2 separate regions of the Homo sapiens genome follow, and region 2 is linked to region 1. The links are chromatin contacts, found by Hi-C in ENCODE. All regions are on one chromosome and are shown on one strand. Each heading gives the region's core, a stretch centred on a gene start or an enhancer-like site at or near the end of the contact. The rest is flanking DNA. Distances are from core to core; before and after follow the strand shown. Region 1 has its middle 27 kb from the start of LINC02856. Region 2 overlaps RAB31 (RAB31, member RAS oncogene family).

What was found. A loop is a pair of places that touch in the nucleus more often than their neighbours do. Pooled maps may share reads with other maps.
Region 2: a map with no recorded cell type shows a loop between it and region 1 (8-fold over the local background). The contact joins two enhancer-like sites. A Hi-C loop is called at or near these places in 31 of 168 maps with a recorded cell type or tissue (Calu3, HCT116, HepG2 and 17 more), 10 of 37 single-sample maps with no recorded cell type and 29 of 50 pooled maps.

The regions. Positions count from the first base shown.
Region 1 is chr18:9,671,883-9,674,908 of GRCh38, reverse strand. No RefSeq gene overlaps it. Among named protein-coding and RNA genes, the nearest start is that of LINC02856, 27 kb to the right of the region's middle. RefSeq lists an enhancer at 1,459-1,508. Within about 2 kb of position 1,533, at least 16 of the 41 ENCODE cell types and tissues checked have a DNase peak (open chromatin) inside an H3K27ac peak, as active enhancers do; they include heart right ventricle, where a contact is called at or near this core.
Region 2 is chr18:9,770,171-9,773,196 of GRCh38, reverse strand. The region is part of intron 1 of RAB31 (RAB31, member RAS oncogene family); the gene reads right to left. Among named protein-coding and RNA genes, the nearest start is that of RAB31, 63 kb to the right of the region's middle. RefSeq lists an enhancer at 1,783-1,832. Within about 2 kb of position 1,601, at least 19 of the 41 ENCODE cell types and tissues checked have a DNase peak (open chromatin) inside an H3K27ac peak, as active enhancers do; they include heart right ventricle, where a contact is called at or near this core.

The sequences.
Region 1 (3,026 bases), core at 284-2,783:
CTATCATATCTGGATAGGTTTTTTTTATCTCTTTTTAGCATCTAACATTCTCATTTTTAGGGGGACTTCATTTTTCCCCATGTATTTTCAATAGACCGTGGCCCCATCTATTATTTTTGAAGAGGAAAACTCCTGGTGCCAAAAAGTCCACCGATCCTTGGTTCAGACAAGGACTTCCAATTGCTTAATGTCAGATGAATACTGAAAGGTCACCAGAGGATACACCACGGTAAAAACTCTATGAACTCGATACTGAAATTTTCTTGTTAAGCTCATGCTGGAAGGCGGGAGAGTAGAAAATAAGTTGTAAAATGGCCCAGGGCTTAATTTATTTAAAGCTTTGGTTAAAAACGTTTGCTGCTTTGAATTGTTTTAAGAGAAACCACAAAGATGTTCAGTAGTGGAAGAAAAGAATTCCAGAGAGGGCTTTAACTACCCTGTTACCTTCATAGCACCTCCCAGCGGTAATCCACAAAAATGATATTTTTTGTATGGAAAGTTGACCTTTTTCTCAATATTATGCAAATTGAATAAAAATCTGTGCTGTTTTAGATGCTATGCAAGTTAACATGATATCCAAGTAAAAACTCTAAGTTTGCTATGAAATACATCTCTGATTACAGCCAGATTGCTACCTCTGAACATTTTTTAGGCAGAAAAAAATGTAGCCAGCTCATTGGTTTTCTGAGATAAATACCTAAATTTTTGCAACCCAAGACTGTTCTATTTTCTTTACCATCTGGTTCTAGGAACACAGGGACACCATGACTATTGAAGTGTTGAAGATTCCAGATGAAACGTTTTTTAAAATGTAAGCCTACACTGCAGGGCATGGTGTTGTGCCTGGAGTCCCGGCTACGTGGGAGGCTGAGGTGGGAGGATCCCTTGAGCCCAGAAATTCTAGTGCAACCTGAGCAACACAGTGAAACCTCATTTTTAATAAAATATTTTTTAAGCCTACACTTCCTAAATTTTGTATAGTGACTGCACTAAGCACATTATATATTTTCTTCTTTAGTACTCACACTAATAGTATTCAATAACGCTATTGCTTCCTGTTTTTGACAGATGAGAAATATGGGGCATGATGGGAATGGCAAGTGTTGGGAATAAGGGTGTGTAACCACCCTCTTCTCCCAGATGCCTGTGTCCTTGAGCAATCTGCTCTTTGCAAAGAGGTTGGACCAGCCTCTGGGTGATTTCTAACCTCTAACATTAGAGGGCAGTGACTCTAAGCTAAAACGCCCTTGTGGGATCCACCGTGCTGGTATCAAGCCATGAAGAGGAAGCATGTGTGCTACAGAAACTCATAGGTGAAAGCAGCATCTTTTACTGCCTTATACACTTGTAGAGTGGGAAGTTTTCGTTCTGGTTGACACCATGCACAACACATAAGAGAAATGGTTAGACTGTTTGAGGAAGTGCACACTAAAATGCCTGACCCCTGCACAGAGGTGAGTGGATGCCATCTGGCCGAGAGGTTCCTGTTATTAGTATCTAATCAGGTTTCCCTGGTAGCTAGAGAACTGCATGACTTGTTGACTGGAAGGCCTCTTACCTCACAAGGGTGTGGTTTCAGAGGTTTCTGAAGAACAAGTGTGGGAGAACTAACCATGACTAAGGCATCTCAGGTCAATGCAGGTGAATGATTAACCCCAGCTCTCTTTTTTTTTTTTTTTTTTTTTGAGACAGAGTCTCACTCTGTCACCAGGCTGAAGTGCAGCGGCGCCATCTCGGCTCACTGCAAACTTCGCCTCCCGGGTTCAAGCGATTCTCCTGCCTCAGCCTCCCGAGTAGCTGGAACTACAGGTGTGTGCCACCACACCTGGCTGATTTTTGTATTTTTAGTAGAGACCAGGTTTCACCATGTTGGCCAGAATGGTCTCCATCTCTTGACCTCATGATCCCCATGCCTCAGCCTCCCAAAGTGCTGGGATTACGGGATTACAGGCGTGAGCCACTGTGCCCAGCCGACCCCAGTTCTAAGAACTCTTGTTCCATTATGGGTAGGGAGATCATAACTAGGGAAACCATCCAGGTGGTGAGGATGCGAGCCAGAGAAAAGCCAGAGCCTGCCAATTCAGCTTTGGAATGTTCCAGAAAAGCATTCCTGAGACTCTGATAGCATTTATATGCTGGAATGATTTCTATTTCCCTATATAAAGGATATTTTTATTTTCTTACTGGCTAGTACCAAATTCAGAACATGGAGGCTTTAAAAATTATTCAGTGAATAAATGAAAAATAAAACCTTCATTTACATTGAAAACAGGTATTTCTTATATACAATGATTTTTTTCTTCTAATTTATTTTTTCCTAAAAGGAACAAAGGGAAAAAATTATAAAGTCAAGAGCAAAAAATGGATAAATTAGAAAACATAAAACAACACATTTGGTAGACAAATCCAAGAGCTGGTTCGCTGAAGAAAATAGACAATTTGTGTACAAATGTTACCAAGAAAACAAGAGGAGAGTCAACATACATTTGTTGTTAAACAGTAAGTTAATAAGTGAGATTTTGGTGAAAAAAACATTTACTGTGTGTGGAATAGATAATTTTCTAAGAAAATATAAGTGATCAAAACTGATGTTACCAATAAAACTATCAACAGGATTTTTAAAAGTAAACTGATGAATTCTAAATTTCATAGGAAGGACAAACAAACAATAAAGGTCAGACAAAATCTTAAAAAAATGGTATAAGAGGAGAGTGGCCCTATCAGATATTTTAATATATTTTAAAGCTACAGTGATTAAAATTGTGTGGTACTGACACTTGAATACGAAAATCAGCCAAGCATGGTGGCATGCACCTGTAGTCCCAGCTACTTGGGAGGCTAAGGAGGGAGTATCACTTGAGTCCAGGAGTTCAAGGCTGCAGCGAACCATGACTGTGCTACCACACTCCAACCTGGGCAACAGAGTGAGATGCTGCCTTTAAAAAAAAAAAATGAATAAAAAGAAGATCATCTGGAACATCATGTCCAGACTAGACCAAAAGAAATATAGAAATTTAGTATAAGAC
Region 2 (3,026 bases), core at 352-2,851, 98 kb before region 1:
AACCTGGGGCAACAGGGGACTTGGCTTTTAATACTCATCAGAAAACCCCTCTCCAGAAGGTCTCGCCTCCCAAGGAGAGCAGCCTGCACTGACCCTGAGCCCTAACAAACACAGCACCAAAGCTGCTGTTTATCTGCATCGTGCAAATCGATGCACAGAGTTCAAAGAGGTGACGGCAGAATCAAAACATCAGCTCCTGAGATGCCAATTGATGCCGCTGCTATTTCTGAGCTGCACCTCAAGTATGGATTCTGGCTCATGTTCCCTCGCAGTCCCCCAAACCACAACTCTTTTCATCTCAGTTGTTCTTAAGACCCCCTGTGGAGGAGCAAATCCTTGCCAGACTGTAGCCCACGTAGCCCCCAAGAAACTGGACACTGAGGAACTGTGACAGCCTGCCCTGCCCTGCCCTTGAAGATTAGGAAATTGCCCCTTACAGCAGGCAGCACACTTTCATGAGGCCAGCTGATTCCTACAAACTGCCAAGGAGGCAGGGTGGGGACCTCTCCCCAACACCGACCACGCTCATTTCTACCTTTCTCCATCACAGTTTAGGAATTCTCCTTCTCAGGGCTATTCCATTCAATCGTTCATTCACTCATTCTTCACTCGCCCAACAGGCATTCCCCAAACCCTCCCTTTCCCATGCCAACAGCAGGCTAGACCCCATTGGCGGGGAGATACCATTCCACCCTCCCTGGCCTCCAGGAGTTCTTAAGCAGGGCCAGGCACACGGCAGGAGGACCAGCACACAGTGGTGATGGGGCTGCCCCACCTGTGGCCCCTCTGAGCTCAGGAGACAACTCCTCGATTTGCTCCTTTTTTTCATTCCTTGATACCCAGGCTTACCCTATCACCCAGTGACAAACCTCGCCTGGTTTCTGTGTGCCCCGGGGCCTTCCTCCTTAGGCTGCAGGTGCTTGCTCAGTTCCCTCACGTGCCCCTGGGGCACAGGGCTGAGGGTGCATCTTCTCGGTGGGGGCGCTGGTCTGAAAAGCACCCCTTTGGAATCTATCATTTACTCTCCCAAGGGATGTGCTCAAAACAATGGACACAAGTCTCAAAGCAGCCAACAAATCAATCCTGCAAGGCCAGCCCCAAAACGCCCTTGAAGGCGGAAAAGGGAAGAAGTCACTTGACAATGCTCAATGTTCAGCTTTACTCATCATCCTCTACAAAGGGCTCAAGCGTCAACGCCAACTTGTCTGAAGAGTTACAGCAGCAAGTCTGCTCAAATTTAGATATAAGCACTGATTTTTCAAACAACAAAGTCACTGTCTCTTTATTTTGAAACATTTTAACTCTCACCTCTTTTAGAATGCACTGTCAAATGTACATTCTTACACACTTGATAGGAAAGAAATAACAGGACGAAAGGATAGACAAAGTTTTAGTTTGTCTCAGAAAGGGAAACATTTCTGCAAAGAACACCACCATCGAATCCTCTCTGACCCGTGGCTTGGGACCGCTCAAGTGGATGCAGTTCCCGACCTCCAGGGGCGACTGCTGTTCCTCGGCTGGCCACCAGGGGCACACCCTACCCGCGGTTTGCTGAGGACAGGCCAGGAGCCAGGCTAAGGAGTCACTCCGCGCTGGGAATGCCCTTCCCCGCAGGAAACTCGCTAGGGCTGTGACACACACACAAGGAAAGTGCCAGGGTAATAGTGGCTGTCGCATGTGAAGACACAGAGGTAGGACTCAGAAAAGAGAATGAAGCCTACTGGGTGAAGAAGGAGCCTTGGAAGAGAGAGACAGGATCAGAGAGGCCTGTCTTTAGGGCCACACTGACGGAAACCCATCTATGTATATATTATTCCATTTCGTAAGATTCTGAGAATACCACAGGCCGTCTTGTCCAGTCCCCTCGTTTTGGTAAAGAGGAAACAGTGTGACTTCCTCAAGGTCACATAGCTGGTTGGTAGAGTCAGAACCAAACTCTTTTGAGTCCTAGTCAAAACCTCTTAAGGCTCTCACTAGGTTAAATCAACTTCCCTGCTAAGTGTACATTTTTCCTTTATTTTTTTAAGAGAGAGGGTCTTGCTCTGTCACCCAGGCTGGAATGCAGTGGTGCAATCATAGCTCACTGCAGCCTCGAACTCCTGAGCTCAAGTGATCCTCTCGCTTCAGCCTCTCCAGTAGCCGAGACTACAGGTGTGCACCGCCACACCCTGCTATTTTTAAATGTTAGGGGTTTTTTTGCAGAGACAAGGTCTTGCTATGTGGGGCAGGCTAACGCAAACTCCCAGGCTCAAATGATCCTCCGGCCTCAGCCTCCCAAAGTGCTGGGGTTATAGGCTTGAGTCACCACACTGGCCTAAATTTCTCAAAAAAAAAAAAAAAAAAAGTCAAATTTCTAGAACTCACAAGTACTTTACTAGTGCTTTCTGGTTTCACGTTGCATAGCTCAAGTTACTCATAGCCTGACAGGCTCTGAAGATAGCCGCTGCAGCCTTAACAGTAATGAAAGGGGCTCAAATTATTGACTGCCGGGGAGACATTAGAATAAACCCGATTCTGACTCCAGAACCTGAAATAAAGTACAGTAAAACCCTACCTGTGGGCCAGATAGTGTTTCATTGTATAATCATTTGTATAGTCGATATCAGAGACGTACTCATGCCCAGCAATTGGTTCCATCTACTTCCTGGGAAATGGATCCCTCATATGAGATTCCTCTCTGAGAACAACCACTTATTCTGAAATGACAACCCCTGCTGTTTGAATTGTCACACTTATTAATCACATGTAAATCTATAATTATGAAATCAGGAACCACAAAGTTTTGGCTGCTGCCACACAAAACGCTAGGCACCACCAATCTGTGAAAACCAAGCACTAACACTTGATTCATTCCTGGACTCCTGCAACGGCCTTCAAGCTTCCTATCCCTCCAGATTAAGAATGATACCTCCCACTACAAGGAGGAGCTGCTAACATTCCTTTTGAAACTATTCCAAACAATAGAAAAGAGGGACTCCTCCCTAACTCATTTTATGAGGCCAGCATCATCCTGATACCAAAACCTG